Regions from separate parts of the Homo sapiens genome. Here all the other regions are linked to region 1. Evidence: chromatin contacts called from ENCODE Hi-C or POLR2A ChIA-PET data. All regions are on one chromosome and are shown on one strand. Each heading gives the region's core, a stretch centred on a gene start or an enhancer-like site at or near the end of the contact. The rest is flanking DNA. Distances are from core to core; before and after follow the strand shown. Region 1 holds the start of PPP2R2B (protein phosphatase 2 regulatory subunit Bbeta). Region 2 overlaps PPP2R2B (protein phosphatase 2 regulatory subunit Bbeta). Region 3 overlaps PPP2R2B (protein phosphatase 2 regulatory subunit Bbeta).

What was found. A loop is a pair of places that touch in the nucleus more often than their neighbours do. ChIA-PET counts read pairs that join two places held with the same protein, here RNA polymerase II (POLR2A). Pooled maps may share reads with other maps.
Region 2: a map of ascending aorta shows a loop between it and region 1 (2.5-fold over the local background). The contact joins the enhancer-like site here to the promoter of PPP2R2B in region 1. A Hi-C loop is called at or near these places in 2 of 168 maps with a recorded cell type or tissue (aorta and ascending aorta) and 4 of 50 pooled maps. POLR2A ChIA-PET finds 5 or more read pairs at or near these places in 2 of 52 experiments (H1 and T-cell).
Region 3: a loop to region 1 is called in a map of ascending aorta, with 2.6 times the contacts of the local background. The contact joins the enhancer-like site here to the promoter of PPP2R2B in region 1. A Hi-C loop is called at or near these places in 6 of 168 maps with a recorded cell type or tissue (CD4-positive, alpha-beta memory T cell, CD8-positive, alpha-beta T cell, aorta and 3 more) and 11 of 50 pooled maps. POLR2A ChIA-PET finds 5 or more read pairs at or near these places in 1 of 52 experiments (activated naive CD8-positive, alpha-beta T cell).

What each region holds. Positions count from the first base shown.
Region 1 is chr5:146,877,487-146,881,953 of GRCh38, reverse strand. It overlaps PPP2R2B (protein phosphatase 2 regulatory subunit Bbeta), which reads left to right and starts at 3,197. Exons shown (of 10, transcript NM_181675.4): 1 at 3,197-3,363; 2 at 3,759-3,952. The coding sequence starts at 3,883.
Region 2 is chr5:146,730,684-146,735,134 of GRCh38, reverse strand. All of the region lies in intron 2 of PPP2R2B (protein phosphatase 2 regulatory subunit Bbeta), which reads left to right. Among named protein-coding and RNA genes, the nearest start is that of PPP2R2B, 150 kb to the left of the region's middle. RefSeq lists an enhancer at 2,473-3,672. Within about 2 kb of position 2,719, at least 4 of the 41 ENCODE cell types and tissues checked have a DNase peak (open chromatin) inside an H3K27ac peak, as active enhancers do.
Region 3 is chr5:146,664,368-146,669,338 of GRCh38, reverse strand. All of the region lies in intron 5 of PPP2R2B (protein phosphatase 2 regulatory subunit Bbeta), which reads left to right. Among named protein-coding and RNA genes, the nearest start is that of PPP2R2B-AS2, 100 kb to the right of the region's middle. Within about 2 kb of position 1,554, at least 2 of the 41 ENCODE cell types and tissues checked have a DNase peak (open chromatin) inside an H3K27ac peak, as active enhancers do; they include ascending aorta, where a contact is called at or near this core.

The sequences.
Region 1 (4,467 bases), core at 1,948-4,447:
TATATGCATACAGGAATAAATCGAACCAATTATTTCAATAGGAATACAGCTTATGAGCTAGAAAATTTCCAGCTCACAACAGATTATTTTAATATGAATTTTAAGAAGGGGGGAGGTATGAAACCTAAATATTAAAGTAAGATATTCAGCAATTTATTCATTTGTTTAAGAAATGTTTGTCTCCAACAAATATAATTAAGCATCTACTAAGTGACAGTTAGTCAATAGAAAAGATCTAGTGAGGCCAGGCATGGTGGCTCACGCCAGTAATCCCAGCACTTTGGAAGGCCCAGTCAGGTAGATCACTGAGGTCAGGAGTTTGAGACCAGCCTGGCCAACATGGCAAAACCCCATCTCTACTGAAAAATACAAAAATTAGCTGGGTGTGGTGGTCCATGTCTTAGTCCCAGCTACTCAGGAGTCTGACGCATGAGACTCACTTGAACCTGGGAGGCAGAGGTTGCAGTGAGCCTTGATCGTGTCACTGCAATCCAGCCTGGGTGACAGAGAGACTCTGGCTCAGAAAAATAAAATAAATAAAATAAAAAAAGAAAATAAAAATAAAAGATCTAGTGAAAATGGCCAACAATAATAAGTAAACAAATATTATAAAACGCTGTAGGACATGAAAAAGACAAAAAAAAAATGTGGAGGCAGAAAACACCGGAAGTCAGGACTATCGTGTGGTCAGGGAATGCCTCAACGAAGCAGGGACAGTTAAGAGGCTGAATGCCAAGACATGAGGAAGTGGCAAAGAACATAGCATGCGGAAATGCCCACCACTTTTGGAAAGAACTTGACATTTTAGAGGAAAAGAGAAGTGGCCAGTGAGTCTTTTGAAGACTGATCTCTGCAGCCTACTCCCATCTCCCCCACTCTCTCCCCCACCCCGCCCCCCAGCTCCACAGTGGTGCACAGGGCTCTTTTCACTCCCTTACCTCCACCACAGGTCGTTGTGTTATGGCACAGAGCCAACAGCTTTTTTCCCCTTGGTTTTGGGTGGATGAGCTAGTTCTCTCATATTAGAAAAGAGTAGTTGGCCAAATGGAAACCTTGAAATCTACTTAAACAATGGAGACCTATCCAATCTGCCTTCTCAGAACATGTGTCTTAGGAAAAATGCCTGGACTGTTGAATAAATGCAGGAGAAAGTTTGCAGCATATGTGAAAAGAAAAATAAATAAACCCAGAGACTCGATCTGTGGAAGGGACATTCTCCCCATTGGTTACAATGGAAAATTCCTCAAGCACAGCCTGGCCAATGAGCCTGGGCCTACCTGATTCATCACACAGCTCTGTCCCAATCTAGCCCTTGATTCAGAAAGATACAGGGGAAATTTTCCCAAATACTATTCCAAGGCCTCCTGAAACAATTTTAAGATCATTCCAACCGAAGGCACAATGTCTTCTCATCATTTTGATTCACTAAGAGATGAACTTAGCTTTTCCCCACTCTGCTCCTACTCCAAATTGTGCCAATATCCAAGAGAAGCTGCAATGTGTAACTACAAAAGGACTGAATGTTGGAACCTCGGTGATAGATACAGCTCATCCCATGGAAGAACCAGCCACGACAACTTGTACTGAAGTGGATTAAATCAACTTGTACCCGTCTTCACCTGTTACTAAAATTTTAAATGTGGATTTTGAACAAACAAGTGTATAAGTCTTAAGCACTAGATGAAAATAAAATAGAATCTATTGAAAGTTGAACTGAACTCCCCCCACCACACACACACACACACACACACACACACACACACACACACACACAAAATAACTATGTCAAGGAACATTTCTGCTCTTTTCTCCCAGGGATATGCAGTCAATTTCTGGAGATGAGGAAGATGTCATTTTCTATCTACCAGAAGTATCCATACTGCATGGAAATCTAATGACAATTCCCAACCTCAGTTAAGGACTTGTTTTTCCATTTTTCTGAACTTCAAATACTTTCTAAATTGTGTTAGCCGAAGCATTGTATGTATATAATTAACTCATAGGTCCCTCTGGGCCCATCTAGCTAAACTTGTGGAGCTTAACTGAGCAAAACATTTGCTGATGTCTCTCCCTACAGTGGTACCCATTGAAATGAATACCTTCTACAAGATGAAACCTAGGAAATGTCGTTTCCAATTGGCTTTCTACTGATTGGGGTTGATGTCTTTTCCAAATTGGCTTTCTAGTGATTTGGGTTGCTTCATTAAATGTTTTTGGTTGTTTCATAACAATAGTAATCTCATTTTCTTTCAAAAGTAGAGTTTGAAATTTGGGAAAACATGGGTGGGGAGGGAATTCTACATTTTCTTCCTAGTTGAAGTAGGAAGACAGGTCTCTTTTCTGTATTAATTGGACTCCTGAAATTCCCCCAGGGTAGCAGTGGCTCTCTGTGGGCACAGGGCTCTTATGCTTATGTTTCTGTGCTTCAATGTACCTTCCATGCTGACAGCAAATAGAAGGTGTTCCTGCACAAGCAAAACCTAACGGAGAGGCTGCAATAATTTGTCCAAAACGAAGTGCAAACTGCAAGGGAGAGTGGACTTTTTCAGACTGATCCTGTTTACTAGTCTGGTGCTTTCCTCCACCTGTGTAGACACAGATGCTTTATTGAACACCAGCCTCCTACAGTTAGAAGGTATTTTGACTCTTAGGAATGGGGGAACCAGTTGCAAAGTTCTGGCCCCTGATCCCCCTCCTATTCCTACTAGAGGGCTTAAGATAGGCTCTGAGCGGCACTTCCCACTTTCTCCTCTTTTTCTGAAGCTTCGAGCCCCAAACCTCGCCCTTTAAATTCACCAAGGGACCACATGCATCATATAAGGGTGAGGAAAAGGGACCTGGATGTAGACTTCCTGACTATCCAAAGGAACCTACTTCTCTTTGCTGTTCTCAAGTTCAGGCGTCCGGAGAAAGGCAGGGAGCTAGGGGCTCTGGGTGCTAGCGTAGACGTGGCCCTTAGCTGAGTGGCGCGAGAGGGGAGGAGGTTGGAAGAGCGCGTCTATGCGTTCCACCTGAACCTGCAAGCTAGTCGCTTGCTGCCCAGGTGCCGATTCGCGGCTGCATGCGCCCCACTGCAGCAAAGAGCAGCCGCAGCCTCTGCCTCGGCCACCACTGCTGCTGGGAAAGAGTCGTGGGGCTGCTGACGCGGTTGGGAGGAGCCTCGCCTTTAATGCACCAGCCGCCTCCAGCCTCCTGCAGCAGCAGCAGCAGCAGCAGCAGCAGCAGCTGCGAGTGCGCGCGTGTGGGTGTGAGGGTGAGTGCGCTGGCGCCGGCTGCAGCGCCCTGCCCAGCTCCCCGCCAGCTTCCCTACCCCCGCCTGCCGGAGCCGCCCTCCCGTGGGACCAGCACCCTCATTCCGGCCAGGCAAGCCTGAATCCTGTCCCTGCCATCTCGCCACTGCAGCTCGGGTCCAGAAAGGCACCATTTTGTCGCGGCTGCCCGCTCTCCCAGGGGGAGGAGGGATCTTTTTTGCATTTTGGAGCGGCTGCCAAGGAGGGGAACCTGTTGGGCATCTCCCCAGACCCGCTTGTGAGCGCCTCCGGGGCGGGCGGGCGGGACCAGACCCCTCGGGGCACGGCGTATCTTGGCACCCGGAGGCAGCGGAGGCAGGCGCAGCATCCTCGCTGGGAACTGGAGCTGGAGTGAGCGCACCGCGCGGGAGGAGCCGCCGCAGCCTCGCAGAACCCGAGTGGAGGAGGTGACAGCTCCATTGCCGGGTTTTTATTTTTTTTCTCTCCGCCTCCCCGTCTCCTCCTCAGGCTCGGACCATGGTGCAGTCCCACTGGCTCCCCTGCCCCCCTCTCCTGTGAGACTGGCTGCGGGGAGGGATCATGGATACTTGTCTGCCGGCTTCTGGTTCCCACGCAAGTAAGCCTGCTGTCAATGGAGGAGGACATTGATACCCGCAAAATCAACAACAGTTTCCTGCGCGACCACAGCTATGCGACCGAAGGTAACGCCAGCCCCGCCGCATTCCGCCGTTGGGGCCGGGCGCAAGTTGCGGATCACTGTGCTTCCTGGGCAGCTGGGCGCGTAGTGGCGGAGACTCCTCCGGGCCCTAGGGCTGGGGCGGGGGCTCGGCTGGCCCCGGCAGCCCCAGTGCACCTCGCATCCATCCGGGCTCCGCGAGGCGAGCTCGGCGTTCAGCAGCAGGTGGACCCGGCGCCCACGGGAGTTAAAATGGCCCTCAGGGATTAGGCTTTTTCAGGGTGGGGCTCTCGCCCAGAAAGATGACCCCAGGAAGGCAGATGACCCCTTCCCCGAGATGTTCGCAGGGGTCTTGGGGGGAGATAAGAAGGGAGGGGCCCAGTAGGACCTTGGTCCCCCCTCCCTGAGCGAAACGATGTTATGTCTCTCAGTGGCTGCAGGGAGGGCAAGGTTTCATTTCCTGCCCATTCATCTCCCCGGCCGGCCAGGTTACCTGCTTAGACAATCAAAACCCCAAAAAGCCCTTTGCAGACGGGCGAA
Region 2 (4,451 bases), core at 1,470-3,969, 150 kb after region 1:
GTCTTCACAGCCAAGTGATTTATACAAATAATAAAAAAGATCGCGGTTCCTAGCAATGAAATTCAAAGCAATTCCACCTCTCCTTTCCCTCTCATCTAGCTCAGTTCATCTCTTACACATTAACCCTTGGCCTTCTTACTTCTTCTAGAGAAATTCATCCTCAGCTTCCTTCTGATCCCTGGAAGGAAATGCTATTGGCAGAGAAAGGGGCGGGTAATAAAAGTGATGATTTAGGTTGGTGCAACAGTAATTGTAGCTTTTGCCATCAAAATCTGCAATTACTTTTGCACCAGTCTAATAGAATTCCAAAACATAAGTATCATCAGGTCTTTATATGGAAGGTACCAGGCAAATCCTCTCTATACGTTATAGGATTTGGTTGTCACACCAGCACTTTGAGGTAGACATTGATTTTATCCAATTTGACAGCAGAGGGTCTCAGTTTGAAAGATGCTGCATCTCAGTCTCACGAGGACAGACAGAGTGGGAGAGAGAAGCATGGCCAGGGGGTGGGGTGTCTGGAATATGGCCAGGATGAGGGGTAATACTGGTACCAAAACTGTAATGTAGCAGTTCAGAACATGAGCTTTGAAATCAAACAATCCTGGAAGTGAATTCTAGTTCTTGAACCTATTGAGTTGTAGGACCATAAGTAACCAGTCTGTGCCTCAGTTTCCTCACCTGCAAAGTGGGAATAATAAAGTAGATAGGTAGTTATGAGAACTGAATGAGATATTGTATACAGGGCATTTAACACAGTTTCTCCATCTGTTAAAAATGGCTAATGGCCAGGCTCATACCTGTAATCCCAGCAGATTGGGAGGCCAAGGCAGGAGGAATTCTTGAGCCCGGGAGTTCAAGACCAGCCTGGGCAATGTAGGGAGGCCCCATCTCTACAAAAAAATAAAAACATTAGCCAGGTATGGTGGTGTGCATCTGTAGTCCCAGCTACTTGGGAGGCGAAGGTGGGAGGATCTGCTTGAGCCAGGGAAGTTAAGGCTGCAGTGAGCTGTGATCATGCCACTGCCCTCCAGCCTCAGCAACAGAGTAAAACCCTGTCTCAAAAAAAAAAAAAAAACCTAACTCATTTTATCTTCACAACAACCCTATGAGGTAATATATGTAAAGCACTTAAAACAATTCCTGGAAATGCTCAATAAATGTTAGCTGTTATTACTACCACTACTATTACTACCACCACCACTGCTACTACTGCCGTTATTATTGTCTACTATTACTACCACCACCACTACTACTGCTGCTGCTGCTATTGTCATGACTCAAATTCAATACAAAATCAGTACTTTCCAGCACATATATTGCAAAGACCTTGAGTAGGGTCCTGGTAAGCTGAATTCACCCATGATAGTAATTATAGCCTATGCTACCATATAAATGACGTGTGTGTGTTTGTGTGTGTGTGTGTCTGTGTGTGGTTTTGTTTTCCTTGCCCCAGATCTACTTATGACCTTCTCAAACTGGTTGCCAATTCTAGACTTGGAGGGAGGTTAGTCTAAAGCTCTAGCCCAAGCTTAGAACAACTTTAATATGGGAATTCAGTATCCTGTCATCTTCTCTCTCTAGTCTCAAGCTTTAGCAAGTCTACTTGTATTAGTTCACATACTTCTTACTGAAAGCCAAATGTTAATGGGTAGTCTTCTATTTACTCATTTAGAATATTTATAATTAGAGAGCTTATTCATTTATTTAAAATATGGGCCAAGGGTAGTTCTGTTGGGGTATCTGCTGTGTTGAAACTGGAAGAAGCCCCTCACCCCCAATTAATTTTATATCTTGCAAAACTATTTATGTTGGCATTGCACCAAATAACATTTAGCAGTCCCATACTGCCACTGTTTTTTGACCACCCAGCCCTGTACTTTGGAAATACTGGAAGTTTTATCCCATGTTCCCACATAACTTGCACTGAGTGGGTTACTTGCATATTTAGGGAAGAATATGAGTAACCAGATTGCGGGAACAGCACCTCCCACTGATTTACATTTGTAAAGGAAGTGATGCTGAGAGTTCATGGTGACCTAGAAGTCCAAATTCGGCCCATATTCTCCCCTATATCCTGTATCTAGAGCCAAGAATAATGTTAAATATGTAAAAATAATTTTTGCCGTGAGTGTGTATCAGTAATTTATGGCCAATAGATAGCATTGTTTTCAACACAACTTTGCTGAAGCAGCAATAGCAGAAGATGGGCTTTAGAATCAGCCTCCTTCATTAACTGTGTGGTCTTGAACAAGTTGTATAACATCTATAAGCCTGGAGTGCCCCAGCTACAGTCTATATGGAGGTGGAGTCAATCTCATAGTGCTATTTGAGGAGTAAATGAAAAAATCATTTAGAGTTTGTAGCTGAGCACTTGACACAAAGTACTCAAATACTTGTTACTTAGTAGTATTCCTCTTCTATTGATTTGCATATTCCTAAGCTTTTTACATACAATAAATTTTATTGATGTTGTATTTGTTGCCTATTATAGTCTGATGGTGACAGTGCTATTAATGCTGTTATTGTTTGTGGTAAAAATATGTTTTACCATGAGCATGGTTTCAACTGGAATTCACTTCCAGGTTTGTTCTACAAAACCTTTTATATTTCCTCTTATACCTCTGCAAGATTGCCCTTTGTTCCTGATTTCAAGGCCATAGTCACTGTGGAAATTCCAAATCATGCCTCCTTTCTATTTTTGTCCATCCTCCCATTGGTTTTCACTTGCTCTGTGGAAAAACCGTAGTTTCTGTGTATTGGTAGCTGGAAGCCTGAGGCTTCAGACTAAATATTATCATTTATCAGTGCTATAGCACTTGTATTAAAGAGGTCCTTGCAAAAATTTTTATCAATGTATGTGCATTAGAAATGCTGTTTTCTCTTGTGGTCAAAAGAAGTTATTGAAATTCTTATTCTCATACTCAGCCCTATGTGGAGTGACTTACCTTTGACCTTTCACCGTAAGTTAGAAGCAGAATAAATGAGTGGTGATTTCAGCTGCCTCCTCCTTTCTTGTGATAATGAATGAGTCAGCATCAAGGACTTTTCCAGGAGGCCTGAGTCATAAATATCCCTACATTCCATCAAAAATCTCCACAGAAGGTTGTTTTTAAACCGTAAACGGGAAAAAGTTCCTGGACCTTATCTTAATCATCAAGTTAGTGGGAGATATTTACGCTCTAACTTTGGGGTCAAAAAGAAAGGCTATAGCTAACAATATAGTTAGAGAAATTAATATGACCCCATGATGAGATGGCAAACTTCTCATAGAGGAAAGACAAAAAAAAAGTTCAATGGACATACCCACTCTGTCCAAATTCTTGTCAGTTGTGTTACATTGTTGTTTTCCTAAAACTTATTGAGGATTTATCAGATGTCAGGCAGTGTGCTAGCTCCTTTATTTGCATTATGTCATTTCATCTGCACACCTCCTTCATGAAAAGTGGAAAGATTTTCTTCACTGTTTTACAGAGAAGGAAATTGAGAATGAGGGTGACTGACTCTCCCAAGGTTTTGCAGCTAATAGATGGCAGAAATGTGCTTTGACCCTCAGATCCATCTGACTTCAAAGCCCAAGCTCTTAATTAGTCAGTTAAACTCTACGGGAAGCCACGGAAAATGAAGAGGGAAAGGAGAAGAATATACAGAAATGCAAGTTGGCCTTCTCTCTGCCACATAAAGTACTCATAGTACAGTATAGTTAAGGTCTCTTGCAAAATAATTTTAATTTTCCATTAGCACTATAAACAGAAAGCCAATGGATACTATAAGACCCTGAAAAAGTCCAGGCATCAGAGTCCTGAGGCTGCAGCAAACATCAGGTACCCAGCAGTACCACAGATTTTGCAGCCATTTTAAGTGCCAGTAACTGGCAATTATTCTGTATACCTGAAAACATCCCATTTTTGTCACCATTCATTCTAACTTACTTGGAGTGCAGTCTCCTGTCAGGGATGTCTTTGTCACACATACAACATTTTATTTATGAGAAGAATAACAAAATATGATTGTTGGATTAGCTGATAGAGCATGGATTGGAAAAGGAGCCAGCTGGTGTGTTGTGTATGGCTTCAGCAGGAAGATACATCTAATCTGTGTTTTTCTCTCCAAACTCACACCTCGTACATGGCTGAATCTTCCTCTCTAACCCTTTCCACTGTGAGCCTCGAAGGCCTCATCGGTTTCTTCTTGGAATGCAGAGAATATCTTTTGGCTACATTTCCTGGTCAGACTCCTCATGCCAATTCAGGCTTCCCTGATCACCTCTCTTTTTAATGATATAAGTTTAATTTCCCTGTATTAGTCCATTTTTATGCTGATGATGAAGACATACCCAAGACTAGGAATAAAAAGAGGTTTAATTGGACTTACAGTTCCACATGTCTGGGGAGGCCTCAGAAGCATGTCAGGAGGTGAAAGGCACTTCTTACATGGTGGCGGCAAGAGAA
Region 3 (4,971 bases), core at 305-2,804, 210 kb after region 1:
CAGATTAACTCCCCTCCCCCATCTCATACTCCCTGGGACCTCTGACCCATTATTTAAATTTGCTTCTTTCCTTTTTTCATATTATTCTAAGCATATATAGTTGAATTCACATATTAAATGCATATGTGATACAATTCAGTACATAATTGTATTCCTAGATTAGAGGCAAAATAAATACTAAATAGAATGTAAAATAGGTGGAAGTCAGGTACCATAATTTGATGTTCAACTACAGTGATTTTAAATGAACTGCACATTTGTTCTCTTTTCCCTCTCTATGATTAGTTTTCCCTTCTTTTTAGGTTTTCCTTTCCTTTCTGTTAGCCTCAGAGCTTGATGGTTTTTTAAAAAGGTCCTCTGCTTTGGCTATTGGAGAAAATAATTTATATTCCTTCCTTCAGGAAGAAAATGAATTAATGGAGTCTACAGTCCTCAAAGGCAATAACCTCTGTCCATGCCACCCGTGCCCTGCTTCCTTCCATTCTATGGCAATGCAGTTCACAACATTTGGGGGCAAAGAGGTCAGAAAGCAGTACAGAAATGGATGACAACCTTGAAAACTTGAAGGGAATAGATAGGATTCAGAGTTCTAAAAGGACAGAGCATAGTGCTGGGACATGTGGGGAGAAAACTCAACAGTTCATGTGTAGAAAGTGGAAACACAGCCAAAGTAAAGTTGCAGAAAAAAGATCTCAGGGTTTTAGTGAATAACATGAAAGTGTTACTTAAAAGTAGACCAGGCATAAGTCACCCCAAATAGTGTGTTGTTCCAGAAGAAGTAATTACGTAATTTTCTTCAGTTCAGGATAAATTCTTACTCTAATATGGTTTGAGGATCTAGTTTTTAAAAAGAATGTGATTGCCATGAAAAGGGCTCATAGCACTTCTAAGATTGGCAGGGAAGTGGGGGGAAATTATGAGGGAGAATTACATAAATGGGTTCATTGCCTAAAGAAGATTGAAAGGCAATTATAACATTCCAAACAAAATAAAATTTCTAGCTAGGGAATAGTGACCACTTGTGCTTTGCCCTCCTTATACAAGACACTGTTAGAAATCTAGATTAAAACACTAGGAGCTCAAGTTACAAAATGATTCCAGGAGGGTTGTCAAAATAGTGACAGGTTGAAGAAGGAAGCTAGAGAATTAATCGTTTTCTTTAGGACTCTTAAATGTATCCAATTATTCTTCATCACAGTGGGTACATATAAGAAAGGAGGAATGAGATGAGCTCTGTTAACTGCAGCAGTCAGGTTCTGGGATGATTTAGGGATATGGATGGGTGGATAGAAGTGAGGTGAACAAAGGAATATCCTAGGAAAAGGTGTGGATGTGATTACGAATATGGGATGTCCAAGGGACAAGGATGAGACCCAATTACAGGGCTCTGATGCTTCCTTCTTCCCACTTTGTTTCTCTGCCTGCTTGTTTCCTTCTCTCCTTTCTGATAGCACTGAGCAATTGGGCTGAAAGTGTTATAAAATCTGGGCTGGAGTGACTCATTGGAGGCCATATTCAGACTGGTAAACAGATGAAGTCATTGGTAAAAAGAGGAGAAAGGGCCAGACATGCAGAGAGAAGGCGTTTAAGAGACCAGGTGGCCCCTAAGCAAGACAGACAAAGAGAGAAACAGAAAAACAAAGCACATTTTTCGAGGTTCCTAACAGCTTGCCAAGTCCCTGTTCTATTTCATATGCTCCATTTCAGTCTCGATGATCTGTAATATTTTTCTGTACTTCAGTAATCCTTTTGGGTTTTTTTTTTAAGTAAGTTTAGGAAGGTTTCTGTTCTTAAAATCTAAAGAGCCCAGACTAGAATATTACTTCACCTCCCTGCTTTCTTCTTTTTCTCCATTCTTATTTCTGAAAGCTTGGCATCTTTTTATTCTATAGAGTCTTATTTCTGCTTCTTTTCTCAGATACTCTCTTCTCTTGCTCATCCCATCCTGTTTACTTTTTATCTCCTTTGTGTGTGTGTGTGTGTGTGTGTGTGTGTGTGTGTGTGTGCGCGCGCACGCCTATTCCTGCTGTCTCTCCTTGGAACCAGCAAACCTTCTTCTCTGGAGTTATTTCATCTTCATCCACTTCATATAACAATTTATTTTCTAGAATCACTACATTCAAATTCAGCTCAGCCATTGAGGAAGAGAAGATTTACGGTCTCTCCCACCCTCATGCCTGAATTCAGAACATTGCCATTGTCTTCTCCACCTCCCTAACTCATTTGTTCATCTTCTGACCAATAGCCTTTATTAGACAGAAAAATCCAATTATCCAGAATCTACTGTTCAGTAGATTCCTACCACCATCTCCCACATTCACACACATACCATTTCCTACCTCTGCATTTTAAGAGAAAGCAACAGATCTAGGAGGAGAGGTTAGGAAATCACATTCAAGTTCAAAACAGTCAAATAGTATAGAATAGATTCAACTTGGTATATTACTTCATTTGAAAAAAGACCTGGGAATTTTACTTGATGACATGATATGGACGATTACAAAGGGAAGTCTGTTTTAACATACAGAAACAGAAAGCACATGTCTTCTTTGGAATAATAAATGCCTGTGCTGGTAGATTGTGTTCAGTGAAGCAAAGCATTTGTGGAGGCCAAGTGGCCTGAGCTCACCATTATTGAGGTGTGAAGATTGGAGGCTGAGTCTTGGTATAATCTATGAAAGTGGAGAGGAGATGGGTTGAGAGCTGTCCTCAAGTATCTGAAGTGCTGTTGTGCAAAGAAAGGGAATGGGCTGACTCCCTGTCCACTCTGGGAACAGGTGGACAGTTCAGTAAAGCAGATATTAAGCTCACAGGAATGAGAAAGTTGTGCTCATTAAAGATGCTTAAGTTTTCCCAAGAAGAGTCCAGTGCAGACTGAAGAATCTTAAGAATCCTGCCCTGACAAAACATTAAACATGATGTCTTCCCTTCCTTTTCTTACAAAAGAAATGCTTGTTTATAGCATCCAGTCAAATAATACTATATTTACGGTTCCATATCTCAGGGTAACTAAGGTTGCTAGTTTGGTGTATGTCTTTCCATACCTTTCTCTGTATCTATGAATACATATATTAACATTAATGAATGAACAGATATGACTTTGTTTTGTTTACAAAACTGAGATCACACTAGACATATTACTCAGTAATATACACATCCCTCCAGGCCAATTTACCTTCCTTGAAAGAGCTGCAGATATTCTAAAGCATAGATAAGCTATGACATTAAATCATTTCTCCATTGATAGATATTCACATTGTTTCTAAATTTTGCTATAACTAACAATGCTACAATACGTGTTCTCAGACATACAGCCATACCTTGTTTTATTACATTTCGCTTTATTGTGCTTCACAGATAGTATGTTTTTTACAAGTTAAAGGTTTGTAGCAACACTGCAACAAGCAAATCTATTAGCACCATTTTTCGAGCAGCATGTGCTCATTTCATGTCTCTGTGCCACATTTTGGTAATTCTTGTAATATTTCAAATGTTTTCATTATTATCCTTGTTATAGAGATCTGTGATCATTAATCTCTGATGTTAATGTTGGAATTCTTATGGGGTGTTTTGGGTTTCTCATTTTAAATCAAAAGCTAGAAATGATTAAGCTTAGTGAGGAAGACATGTCGAAAGCCAACACAGGCCCAACACTGGGCCTCTTGTGCCAAAGAGTTAGCCAGGTTGTGAATGCAAAGGAAAAGTTCTTGGAGGAAATTAAAAATGCTACTTCAGAGAGCACACAAATGATAAGAATGCAAAATAACCTTCTTGCTGACATAGAGAAGGTTTGAGTGGTATGGATAGAAGATCAAACCAGCCACAACATTTCCTTAAGCCGAAGTCTAACCTAGAGCAAGGCTCTCTCTTTTGTTCTATGAAGGCTGACAGAGGGGAGGAAGCTGCAGAATAAAAAATTTGGAAGCTAGCAAAGGTTGGTTCATGAGGTGTAAGAAGCCATCTCCATAAAATAAAAGTACAACATGAAGCAGCAAGTGCTGATGTAGAAGCTGCAGAAAGCTATCCAGAAGATCTAGCTAAGATCATGGGTGGCGGTGGCTACACTAAACAACAGAGCTTCAGTGTAGACAAGAGAGCCTTATGTTGGAAGAAGATCCAATCTAGGACTTTCATAGCTGGAGAGAAGTCAATAGCTATCTTCAAAGCTTCAAAGGATAAGCTGACCCTTTCAGTAGGGGCTAATGCAGCTGGTGACTTTAAGTTGAAGCTAATGTTCACTTACCATTCTGAAAGTCCTGGGGCCCTTAAGAATTACACTAAATCTATTCTGCCTGTGCTCTAAATGGAACAGCAAAGCCTGAATAGAGCACATCTGTTTACAGCATGGTTTACTGTATATTTTAAACCCACTGTTGAGACCTACTGCCTAGAAAACTAGATTTATTTCAAAATATTACTGCTCATTGACAATGCACCTAGTCACCCAAGAGCTCTGATGGAGAAGTACAAGGAGATTAATGTTTTCCGGCCTGCTAACAACATCCATTCTGCAGCCCACAGATTAAGGAGTCATTTTTGAGAAATATTATTTGAGAAATACGTTTTGAAAGGCTATCGCTACCAAAAAATAGTTCCTCTGATGGATCTGAACAAAGTAAATTGAACATCTTCTGGGACGCACTCACCATTCATTCTAGGTGCCATTAAGAACATTCATGATTTAAGGAAGGAGGTCAAAATATCAACATTAATAGGAGTTTGGAAACACTTGATTCCAACTCTCGTAGATGACTTTGAGGGGCTCAAGACTTCAGTGGAGGAAGTCACTGCAGTTGTGGTGGAAATAGAAAAAAAAAAAAACTAGAACTAAAAATGGAGCCTGAAGATGGGTCTTAATTGCTGCAGCCTCATGGTAAAATTTTAACAGATGAGGAATTGCTTCTTATGGATAAGCAAAGAGTGGTTTATTGAGGTGGGATCTACTCTGATGAAGATGCTGTGAATCTTGTT